Linked DNA regions of Homo sapiens: region 1 is linked to region 2. Evidence: chromatin contacts called from ENCODE Hi-C or POLR2A ChIA-PET data. All regions are on one chromosome and are shown on one strand. Each heading gives the region's core, a stretch centred on a gene start or an enhancer-like site at or near the end of the contact. The rest is flanking DNA. Distances are from core to core; before and after follow the strand shown. Region 1 overlaps CBL (Cbl proto-oncogene). Region 2 holds the start of HYOU1 (hypoxia up-regulated 1).

The links. Hi-C counts contacts between places; a loop is a spot of excess contacts on that map. ChIA-PET counts read pairs that join two places held with the same protein, here RNA polymerase II (POLR2A). Pooled maps may share reads with other maps.
Region 1: a pooled map shows a loop between it and region 2 (4-fold over the local background). The contact joins the enhancer-like site here to the promoter of HYOU1 in region 2. A Hi-C loop is called at or near these places in 1 of 37 single-sample maps with no recorded cell type and 8 of 50 pooled maps. POLR2A ChIA-PET finds 5 or more read pairs at or near these places in 7 of 52 experiments (CD4-positive, alpha-beta T cell, H1, IMR-90 and 4 more).

What each region holds. Positions count from the first base shown.
Region 1 is chr11:119,257,255-119,263,096 of GRCh38, reverse strand. The region is part of intron 2 of CBL (Cbl proto-oncogene); the gene reads right to left. Among named protein-coding and RNA genes, the nearest start is that of MIR6756, 53 kb to the left of the region's middle. RefSeq lists an enhancer at 2,420-2,479. Within about 2 kb of position 2,981, at least 4 of the 41 ENCODE cell types and tissues checked have a DNase peak (open chromatin) inside an H3K27ac peak, as active enhancers do.
Region 2 is chr11:119,054,734-119,061,284 of GRCh38, reverse strand. It overlaps HYOU1 (hypoxia up-regulated 1), which reads left to right and starts at 4,080. Exons shown (of 26, transcript NM_006389.5): 1 at 4,080-4,265; 2 at 5,118-5,215; 3 at 5,442-5,535; 4 at 5,714-5,792; 5 at 5,946-6,100; 6 at 6,225-6,301. The coding sequence starts at 5,125. RefSeq lists enhancers at 3,573-3,622, 3,982-4,481, 4,482-4,982 and silencers at 3,853-4,132, 4,223-4,502.

The DNA.
Region 1 (5,842 bases), core at 1,732-4,231, 200 kb before region 2:
GGGATTAGATGCTTTACTAAGCTAAATAAAGTGCATTTAATTCTCATAATGCTTTGAAATAGGAATTACTAACCGTATCTTACAAATGAGAAACAAAGACTTAGTGACATTAAATAATTTGCAAGGTCACAAAGCTAGTAAGGGGCAGCATAGGTCTATGAAATTCAAGAGCCAGGGCTCTTTGGTTATGACACATTTCCTTTCCAATGACTACGGTTACTAAATCCTGCCCATTCTTCAAAGTTCTCAAACACTGCCTCCTTGGGGAGGACTCTCCAGTCTATATTTAACGTCTACTCTCAGCTTCTGAACCCCCTACAGCAACTTGCTCATAGTTTTTCACAGGTTCCATCACGTTCTGCTTCATATTAATTGTCTTATTCCCCAATCTGGAAGACAACTCCTTAAGGGCAGAGGCAGGGAAAGTATCTCTTACACACTTTATCCCCTGCAACCCTGGTCACACTGGGCACATAACAGGCATTCAATACATTTGTAGAACTGAACTGGAAAATATTACCTACTTTTGACAAATTTTTAATTTCAGAATAATTCTACATCTACAGAAAAGTTATAAAGACCACGCAGGGAGTTCCCATAAAACCCAAATCCAGTTTCAGTTTCCCCTAATGTTACCATCTTATATTACTGTGGGACATTCTTCAAAACTAAGAAACCAACATCAGTATGGTAGTACTAACTGAATCCCAGGCTATATCCAGGCTTCACCAGTTTTTTCCACTAATGTTTTTATCTATTCCAGGATCCAATCAAGGATACCACTTTACATTTACTCACCCTATCTCCTTAGTCTCCTCTGGTCTGTAATCATTTCTTAGTCTTTCCTTGTTTTTCATGACAGTTCTGAGCGCTGTTCAAGTATTTTAAAGGATGTCTCTCAGTGTGTCTGTCTGTCTTTCTGATATTTTGACTGGAGTTACGAGTTTATGGAAAGAATAACAGAGGTGAAGTGCCCTTCTCAACACATCAAGTCATAATATCTACATGGTATCACTGAAAATGTTCAACTCGATCACTTAGTGTTTGCATGCCATGATTCTGCAGGTGAAGCTATTAGTGAAAAATATTTACTTCTCCACACCTTCTTTCTTATATCTTTTTTAAAAAAATCACTTATACAAGAGTCAATAATATTTTTAAATGACTCTAATACATTCTCATTAAAGCACAAATATTTTACATTAGTATCTTTAGTTTTCAGTGTGGTTAGAAAAAAACAAAAATGGTTCAAAACAATCATTGTGAACATTTAGCAAGTGTTCACTAGCTATGTTACTTCACGGTCCTGTTTAATCAGATTTCTCTGTATTTCAAAATAACTTTTGAGTTCACTTAACCCGAGCTCTGAAAGACAACTTTAATAAGTAGAATTACATGCACTGGAGCATTTGCCCACAATTGAAAGCATATTAACCCTCAGTACTGGTTACTACTTCTCTACACCAGTTCCTTAAAGACATATACAAACATATCAGTAAGATAATGCTGAAATCTTTAAAACTTCTCATACCCTCTCCCTCAACAAATGACAACCACCACCAAGCACCTTTTAGAAAGCTAATGCAATCAACTTAAAATATACAGATACAAATTATACTGAGACAGCACTAATAGAATCTAATCAAATATGTAGAAAGTCTATATCTAGTTACCATTAATTATTTAACTCCTGAGTATGTAACTTAGACATCGATTTCCATTTAAACATAGCATTTCCCTGAACAAATAAACAGAGTAGCTAATACTAAGCTTTGCAAAACTTGAGAAAGAACATGGAATGTTCTCTGTCCGAATATAAGACTATTAAAAGGGACAAAAACTAGAGAAATCTTCAATAAATGTTCCATGGAAAAGAATCTAGAGGCCAGGCGCGGTGGCTCACGCCTGTAATCCTAGCACTTTGGGAGGCCAAGGCAGACGGCTCACCTGAGGTCAGGAGTTCGAGACCAGCCTGGCCAACATGGCAAAACCCCATCTCTACTAAAAATACAAAAAATTAGCCAGGCGTGGTGGCGCACACCTGTAATCCCAGCTACTCGGATAGCTGAGGCATCAGAATCGCTTGAACCTGGGAAGCAGAGGTTGTAGTGTCCAGCCTGGAGACTTTGCCTCCATTAAAAAAAAAAAAAAAAAAAAGTAGAGATTTAACTGCCAAAGTGAAAGAAAATACAAATGCAGTGCAGTGGGGAGTCATTAAGGATCTGGGACTGGGGAGTGATATCTGATCATTTTAAGACCGAAAATGATAGCAATGTAGAAGGTGAATGAAAGAAGAAACTGCGAAAGCAGAGAGATCAATCAGCATAGTAGTGCAGTAGAAAAGTAATGGGAGCCTGAGATAGAAAAGTAACAGGGGCAGTAAAATAAAGACAGATTTGAGACAGACTGCAGCAGTAAAATCAAGAGTATGACTGAGTAAGAGAGGAGATAAACCTAGGGTATTACCAATAATATATTGGTAATAATGTAAAAGCTAATGTTTTTTAAGGGCTTACTAAGTACCAGGCACTTTACGTATTTTGTTATTTAACTAATTCTCACTTACAATCCCATCAGATTCCAATATTATCCCCATTTTACAGATGAGACAATTTAGGCATAAAGAAGCTGAGCCGACCAGCCTGGTCAACATGGTAAAACCCCATCTCTACTAAAAATACAAAAATTAGCCAGGCGTGATGGCACGTGCCTGTAGTCGCAGCTACTCGGGAGGCTGAGGCAGGAGAATTGATTGAACCCAGGAGGTGGAGGTTGCAGTGAGCCGAGATTGCACCACTAAATCCAGTCTGAACGACAGAGTGACACTCCATCTCAAAAAAAAAGAAAAGAAAAGAAAAAGAAAAAAAAAAAAAGAAGCTAAGCCAATAATCAATCCATGCTCATCATCACTACTCACTACATTATACAGTACTAACTCAGTAACGGGACATGAAAGAGGAAGTTGGTTTGCTGATGAAGAGGATACATTCAGTGTTCAGGTATTTTGAGTGTGGGAAGATACTAACATGAGTATAACTAGCAGGTAGCTTGGGAAAACAGATTTGTGAATAATCTGTGTAAGATTGTTGGCATCTCTGGGAATGGAACGGTCCATTTGCTAGTGCCCTTGTACAAGATAATCAAGCTGAAACTGAGTTTCCCCCTTTGAGAAGAGTGTGGAGGTAAGTGAGATAGAATCGGAAGGATACAAAAGAACAATATTACAGGTTTCTCCTACAAAAGGCAGAATAAATCCATGTGACAGGTATTTGGAAATACAATCCATGTCCCAAATGAGCTATATTTATAAGAAAACGATGCCAATTTTTTAGTTGTTCTCACCTAAGGCAGAAACTAATGCCATCTCTTTGAGACCCAATCTTTGTTTCTCAGTATCTTTTATATAAGCTTGATGAAAACACATTTAGTATCTTAGCACCTCAAAAATTATCAATTTTGGGGAGTTCTAACACCCATCCAGTGGTATCTATCATAATTCTCCCACCAGAAATATTTATATTTATATGGAACTTGAACATTAGAGCCCCTATGCAAAAGTAAATAGTATTTACTGTGTTTACTAAATTCACATAAATTTAGTAAATACTGTTTACTTTTGCATAGTGGCTCTAATATATAAGTAAATACACAAAATTTCAGTATTGTCAAATAAGCAGAGGTATATTCAATAAATGGGGAAAAACATAAGAATAAACAATACATGGGAGAAAAAAATCACAAATGTATCTTAAGCAGAATACAAGAAACTTAAAGCCACATAAGACTACCAACTTACCCAGGCACAGCAATTAGGCAAGAGAAAGAAAGGGCACCCAAATTGGAAGAGGAAGTCAAGCTATCTCTGTTTTGCCAATAATATCATCACATACCTAAAAAAAACCCCGAAGACTCCTCCAAAAGACAACTAGATTTGATAAGTGAATTCAGTTAAGTCTCAGGTTACGAAATCAACGTATACAAGTCAGCAGCACTGCTACACATCAACAATGACCAACCTGAGAATCAAATCAAGAACTCAATCCCTTTTACAATAGCTGAAAGAAAACAACACATAAAAACCTAGGAATATATTTAACCAAGGAGATGAAAGATCTCTACAAGGAGAATGACAAAACACTGCTGAAAGAAATCACAGAATACACAAACAAATGGAAACACATCTCGTGCTCAGGGACTGGAAGAATCAGTATCGTGAAAATGACCATACTGCCCAAAGCAATCGATAGATTCAATGCAATTCTTAACAAAATACCCACATCATTTTTTAAAGAATTAAAAGCAACAATCCTAAAATTCATACGGAACCAAAAAAGAGCCTGAAAAGCCAAAGCAATCCTAAACAGAAATAACAAATCTAAAGGCATGACATTACCCAACATCAAATTATACTATTAAGGCTATAGTAACCAAAACAGTATGGTACAGGTATAAAGAAAGATACATAGATCAATTGAATGGTTTGGATCTGTCCCCACCTAAATCTCATGTTGAAATGTAATCCCCCAGTGCTGGAGATGGCGCCTGGTGGGAGGTGACTGGATCATGAGGGCAGAGTTCTCATGAATGGTTTAGCACTATCCCCTCTTGGTACTATACAGTGATAGAGTTCTCAGGAGATCTGGTCCTTTGAAAGTGTGTAGCACCTCCTCCCTCATTCTTCCTCCTGCTCGGGCCATGGTGCCTGCTCTGCCTTCACCTTCCACCATGACTGTCAGTTTCCTGAGGCGTCCCCAGAAGCAGAAGCCACTATGCTTCCTGTACTGCCTGTAGAACCATGAGCCACTTAAATCTCTTTCTTTAAAAATTACAGTCTCAAGTCTTTTTGTTTTTTGTTTTGTTTTGTTTTTTTGAGACGTAGTCTCACTTGTCGCCCAGGCTGGAGTGCAATGGTGCAATCTCGGCTCACTGCAACCTCCGCCTCCCAGGTTCAAGCGATTCTCCTGCCTCAGCCTCCCGAGTAGCTGGGATTACAAGCGTGCACAACCACACCTGGCTAATTTTTCATATTTTTGGTAGACAGGGGGTTTCACCATTTTGGCCAGGGTGGTCTCGAACTCCTGACCTCAAGTGACCCGCCTGCCTCAGCCTCCAAAAGTGCTGAGATTACAGGCATGAGCCACAGCACCCGGCCACAAGTATTTTTTTATGGCAGTACAAGAATGGACTAATACACCAATGGAACAGAATAGAGAAACCAGAAATAAAGCCAAATACTTAAAACCAACTGATCTTTGACAAAGCATACAAAAACATGAATTAGGGAAAGGACACACCCTATTTAATAAATGGTGCTGGGAAAACTGCATAGCCACATGTAGAAGAATGAAAATGAATCCCTATCTTTCACCACATAGAAAAATCAACTCAAGATGTATTAAAGACTTAAATCTAAGACCTGAAACCACAAAAATTCTAGAAGAAAACCTAGGAAAAACTCTTCTGGACATTGACCTAGGCAAAGAATTTATAACTAAAACCCCAAAAGCAAATGCAACAAAAACAAAAATAAATGGAACCCACAGAATGGGAGAAAATACATGCAAGCAATGCATCCAACAAAGGTCTAATATCCAGAATCTATGAGGAACTCAAATCAGCAAGGAAAACAACAACAACAAATAATCCCATCAAAAAGTGGGCAAACAACATAAATAGGCATTTCTCTAAAGAAGATATACAAGTGGCCACAAACAAATGAAAAAATAATCAACGTCACTAATCATCATGGAAATACAAATTAAAACCACAATGAGATACCACCTTACCCCAGCCAGAGTGGCCATTATTTAAAAAATCAAAAGAACAATAGATGCTGATGTGT
Region 2 (6,551 bases), core at 2,831-5,330:
TACAGTGGTACAATCTCGGCTCACTGCAGCCTCTGCCTCCTGGGTTCAAGCAATTCTCCTGCCTCAGCCTCCTGAGTAGCTGGGATTACAGGCATGCACCACCACATTGGGCTAATTTTTTTGTATTTTAGTAGAGACGGGGTTTCACCATGTTGCCCAGGCTGGTCTTGAACTCCTAAGCTCAGACAATCTGCCTGCCTCGGCCTCCCAAAGTGCTAGGATTACAAGCGTGAGCCACTGTGCCCGGCCCCCCAAATAGATTTTTAATAAGCGCATGAAACGATGAACATATTTGTTTCCCAGTTTCCCAACACATTATGACTTCTTTGAGGGTAAGGACAAGCTCATGCCCATCTCTGGATTAGCAGCACCTAGCCCAGTGCTTGCATATCAGAGTGGCCCAATAAATGTTAAAACGCATACTCTCTGTTTGAAATGGATGGAAAGGCTGGGCGTGGTGGCTCACGCTGTAATCCCAGCACTTTGAGAGGCCGAGGCAGGCGGATCACCTGAGGTCAGGAGTTCGAGACCAGCCTGGCCAACATGGTGAAACCCTGACTCTACTAAAAATACAAAAATTAGCCAGGCATGGTGGTGTGTGCCTGTAGTCCCAGCTACTTGGGAGGCTGAGCCAGGAGAATCGCTTGAGCCCGGGAGGTGGAGGTTGCAGTGAGCCAAGACTGCACCACTGCACTCCAGCCTGGATGACACAGACTCTGTCGCAAAAAAAAATAAAAAATGGATGGAAAGACTCTACTGGATAGTTGGCCAAAAGTGGAGTCTATTACTGAGAAACAAAATCTTTCCCTGTGGAATTGAACTGACAGCGTATATGTCTATCATTATGGCAGAACGAACCCCATGCTATGGAATGTTCTACAGCAGTAAACGAGGAAATGAACCACAGTTACATGGAAAATGCTCCACACTTTATTATTAGTTTAAAAAAATTGCAAACAATGTAATTGTGTAACATTTTATGGTTTTAAAAAAGATAAAAGGCAAACAAGGTGTTGGTTGCAAAAAATAAAAAATGTATATTATGAAAAGATAAAAGCTACATGTTTCTAGGATATCTATATGTGTAAAAGAGGGAAAGACCTGGAAACTTATACACCACACTGACAATAGCAGGTGCCTCCACAAGAGAGAGTGGGGGTTTGGGTTGGCATCAAGGAAATTTGCCTTTGTGTAGAATGAATTTTTTAAAGATTACATTTGTGTATTATTTGTGTAATTAAATTCTGTTAAAATTTTAACTGAATTTCTATTTCTACCAATTTGTCTACTGCCTGAATACATAACTACTCTTAAAAGGAAGAATAGCTCTCCCTCCCCCTCCCCCTTTCCCCAGGGTCTCCCTCTCCCTCTCTTTCCACGGTCTCCCTCTGATGCCCAGCCGAAGCTAGACTGTACTGCTGCCATCTCGGCTCACTGCAACCTCCCTGCCTGATTCTCCTGCCTCAGCCTGCCGAGTGCCTGCGATTGCGGGCGCGCGCCGCCACGCCTGTGTTTTTTTGGTGGAGACGGGGTTTCGCTGTGTTGGCCGGGCTGGTCTCCAGCTCCTAACCGCGAGTGATCCGCCAGCCTCGGCCTCCCGAGGTGCCGGGATTGCAGACGGAGTCTCGTTCACTCAGTGCTCAATGTTGCCCAGGCTGGAGTGCAGTGGCGTGATCTCGGCTAGCTACAACCTCCACCTCCCAGCCGCCTGCCTTGGCCTCCCAAAGTGCCGAGATTGCAGCCTCTGCCCGGCCGCCACCCCGTCTGGGAAGTGAGGAGCGTCTCTGCCTGGCTGCCCATCGTCTGGGATGTGAGGAGCCCCTCTGCCCGGCTGCCCAGTCTGGGAAGTGAGGAGCGCCTCTTCCCGGCCGCCATCCCGTCTAAGAAGTGAGGAGCGTCTCTGCCCGGCCGCCCATCATCTGAGATGTGGGGAGCGCCTCTGCCCCGCCGTAGCCACCCCGCCAGCCGCCCCGTCCGGGAGGGAGGTGGGGGGCCAGCCCCCGCACGGCCAGCCGCCCCGTCCGGGAGGGAGGTGGGGGGGCGCCTCCGCCCGGCCGCCGCCCCGTCCGGGAGGTGGGGGGCGCCTCTGCCCGGCCGCCCCTTCTGGGAGGTGAGGAGCCCCTCTGCCCGGCCACCACCCCGTCTAGGAGGTGTACCCAACAGCTCATTGAGAACGGGCCATGATGACAATGGTGGTTTTGTGGAATAGAAAAGGGGGAAAGGTGGGGAAAAGATAGAGATCGGATTGTTGCTGTGTCTGTGTGGAAAGAAGTAGACATGGGAGACTTCATTTTGTTCTGTACTAAGAAAAATTCTTCTGCCTTGGGATGCTGTTGATCTATGACCTTACCCCCAACCCTGTGCTCTCTGAAACATGTGCTGTGTCCACTCAGGGTTAAATGGATTAAGGGCGGTGCAAGATGTGCTTTGTTAAACAGATGCTTGAAGGCAGCATGCTCGTTAGGAGTCATCACCACTCCCTAATCTCAAGTACCCAGGGACACAAACACTGCGGAAGGCCGCAGGGTCCTCTGCCTAGGAAAGCCAGAGACCTTTGTTCACTTGTTTATCTGCTGACCTTCCCTCCACTATTGTCCTATGACCCTGCCAAATCCCCCTCTGCCAGAAACACCCAAGAATGATCAATAAAAAAAAAAAAAAAAAAAAAAGGAAGAATAGACTCTCTCTGGGACTGCCAATAATTTTTCCTTCTAAGCATAGACACCGGACCACTCTCCACCTAAGCATCACGAAAAATGTAGAGAAAGGAAGAGCTAAGAGCTCCTTAAACAAGTTCAGGCTTGACACAACCCTGGCCCTGACAGCCAGGGTCTTCAAGCGGGCCTTTCTGTGAAGGGTGGCCAGGCATCAACTTAGTAGGAGAGAAAACAGATGACTTATTTCCATCCACACTTAAGGAAAATGCAGTCTCCAAGGACTGCGTACATTTCTTTTTCGAGAAGGAGTCTCGCTGTTGTCGCCCAGGCTGGAGTGCAGTGGCGCAGTCTGGGCTCACAGCAACCTCTGCCTCCCGGATTCAAGCAATTCTCCTGCCTCAGCCTCGTGAGTAGCTGGGATTACAGGCACCCGCCACCACGCCTGGCTAATTTTTGTAGTTTTGGTAGAGACGGGGTTTCACCATGTTGGCCAGGCTGGTCTCGAACTCCTGACCTCCAGTGATTCGCCCGCCTTGGCCTCCCAAAATGCTGGGATTACAGGCGTGAGCCACCGCGCCCGGGCGACTGCGCACATTTCTATGGAGCTGTAAGTTAAAAGAGAAGGCAGTGAGGTGCTTCTGTCATTCTATGACAGAAACAGCTAAAGAGTAGAGAAATGTTCACAAGATTTAATAGAACAGAAATAGGAGAAGGTGCACACAAGCTCAACCAACTATAGCCTCACAAATAAAAGTGTCTTTTGTGTGTAGTACTTAAGTTTGGAATATTCTTTCTTATACAAATGAGTGGGGCTTAACCTAAGAAATCCTGGCCAGATTCTGCGACGAATGCATCGGTTATCTCTGACCCATCAGCAAACATCTTTTTCTGTGGCTTCAGTTTCCTCAGTAAAACAGAGGGGGTTGCGACGGACTCAGTCCGAGGGACAGCCATTCTCCAACGTCTATCCAAAGCCTAGGGCACCTCAATACTAACCGGCAGGCCAGCGCCCCCTCCGCGGGGCTGCGGACAGGACGCCTGTTATTCCATTCCTCGGCCGGGCTCTACAGGTGACCGGAAGAAGAGCCCCGAGTGCGGGACTGCAGTGCGCCCGACCTGCTCTAGGCGCAGGTCACTCCCGAACCCCGGCAGCAAAGCATCCAGCGCCGGAAAAGGTCCCGCGGTCGCCCCGGGGCCGGCGCTGGGGAGGAAGGAGTGGAGCGCGCTGGCCCCGTGACGTGGTCCAATCCCAGGCCGACGCCGGCTGCTTCTGCCCAACCGGTGGCTGGTCCCCTCCGCCGCCCCATTACAAGGCTGGCAAAGGGAGGGGGCGGGGCCTGGGACGTGGTCCAATGAGTACGCGCGCCGGGGCGGCGGGGGCGGGGCCGGGCGCGCAGCGCAGGGCCGGGCGGCCGAGGCTCCAATGAGCGCGCGCCGCGTCCGGGGCCGGCTGGTGCGCGAGACGCCGCCGAGAGGTTGGTGGCTAATGTAACAGTTTGCAAACCGAGAGGAGTTGTGAAGGGCGCGGGTGGGGGGCGCTGCCGGCCTCGTGGGTACGTTCGTGCCGCGTCTGTCCCAGAGCTGGGGCCGCAGGAGCGGAGGCAAGAGGTAGCGGGGGTGGATGGAGGTGCGGGCCGGCCACCCCTCCTAGGGGAGACAGCGTGCGAGCTCCGGGGGCGGGTCGGGAGCGCAAGGGAGGGCCGCGCGGACGCCGGGCGCTCGGCCTCGCACCGGGGGGCACGCAGCTCGGCCCCCGGTCTGTCCCCACTTGCTGGGGCGGGCCGGGATCCGTTTCCGGGAGTGGGAGCCGCCGCCTTCGTCAGGTGGGGTTTAGGTGAACACCGGGTAACGGCTACCCGCCGGGCGGGGAACCTTACCGCCCCTGGCACTGCGTCTGTGGGCACAGCGGGGCCGGGGAGTGAGCTGGGAAAGGGGAGGGGGCGGGACAACCCGCAGGGATGCCGAGGAGGAGATAGGCCTTTCCTTCATCCTAGCTACCCCCAACGTCATTACCTTTCTCTTCCCGTCCAGGCCCAGCTGGCTTTCCCCGTCAGCGGGGGAGCTCCAGGTGTGGGGAGGTGGTTGAGCCCTGGGCGGGGATCCCTGGCCGCACCCCAGGTGTCTGACAACAGGCACAGTGCTGCGGTGCGCCACTCACTGCCTGTGTGGTGGACAAAAGGCTCGGGTCTCCTTTCTCTTGTCCTGTTAGCTTCTCTGTTTAGGGATGTGGCAAAGCCGAGGACCCATGCTCTTTCACTTGGGCCTTTGTGTGGGCGCTGCTGGGATGATTAGAGAATGGTTTGTACCCATCAGGAGGGAGAAGGGGAGAAGTAGGCTGATCTGCCCTGGGTAAGAATGAAGTAGATATGAATCTTACAGCCTCTCCGTTCTGGGATGTGATTCTGTCTCCTTCACTCCGGGTATCCAGTTTTAAGTGTTTTCTTTCTTCGCCTCCCCCAGGGGCACTATGGCAGACAAAGTTAGGAGGCAGAGGCCGAGGAGGCGAGTCTGTTGGGCCTTGGTGGCTGTGCTCTTGGCAGACCTGTTGGCACTGAGTGGTATGTACCCCAGTAGAGGGAGCAAATGGATAAATGATGACTGAAGGATGCATGATGGGAATTGAGCTTGGGGCTGTTGGCCAGAAGTCTCTTGAGTTGTTAGGTCCAGGCCTTTTTGTCTTTTGCCATCTTCGTTTACCCATGGAAAGTGGTATGCTTTGATTAGAGGGAGTCCCAGGAAGGTGGGCGAAGGGAGAGCTAACTGACAAACCTCTTTTCCCTTCAGATACACTGGCAGTGATGTCTGTGGACCTGGGCAGTGAGTCCATGAAGGTGGCCATTGTCAAACCTGGAGTGCCCATGGAAATTGTCTTGAATAAGTGAGGGTGGCCCCCGTGTTAAGGGTGGGGAACGAGGGAGTCTGGGCTCCAAGTGTGAATGTGTTAGTCATAGTGCCCACAGCAGACTTCGGCATCTGAGTGGTTAAATGTGTGTGAGTGTCGAGGCTTCTGAGTCCTTCTGCTGCAGGCACCTGGGCCCAAAATCTCTTTTCCTCAGGGAATCTCGGAGGAAAACACCGGTGATCGTGACCCTGAAAGAAAATGAAAGATTCTTTGGAGACAGTGCAGCAAGCATGGTGAGCTAGCAGTCCCTCTTCCCAGAGTGGTGGGCAGAGGAGAGGAGATGGCAGCCCCCAGAGTCTGTTTCCTTATCAGTCTCTGTGATGTAAGAGGTAGGTAATGGTGGACTTGGGAGCCTAATACTAGTCTGCTCCTTCTTCACCCCTCAGGCGATTAAGAATCCAAAGGCTACGCTACGTTACTTCCAGCACCTCCTGGGGAAGCAGGCAGATAACCCCCATGTAGCTCTTTACCAGGCCCGCTTCCCGGAGCACGAGCTGACTTTCGACCCACAGAGGCAGACTGTGCACTTTCAGATCAGCTCGTGAGTGCTCTGTTGGGGAAGGTGGTCTCGGCAACGCTGCTGGGCTCCTCATTGGTGTGTGTTCCTGATTGTCCTGCCTTAATGCCTGGCTTTCCTTGGCTCCAACTACCTTCCTTCCCCTCAGGCAGCTGCAGTTCTCACCTGAGGAAGTGTTGGGCATGGTTCTCAATTATTCTCGTTCTCTAGCTGAAGATTTTGCAGGTGAGTGGTCAAGGTGGGGCCCTTAGGGCCAGGCTCCCCAGGATCTAGGGCAGTGATTCTCCAACAGGGGCAAGTTTGCCTCCCAGGGAACATTTAGCAACATCTGAAGATAGATTTTGGTTGTCACATCTGAGGGGTGCACCTGCTATCTAGTGGGTAGAGGCCGGGGATGCTGCTCAACATCCTACAGTGCACAGGACAGCCCCACAACACAGAATTACCTAGTCCAAAATGTCATTAGTGACCAGAT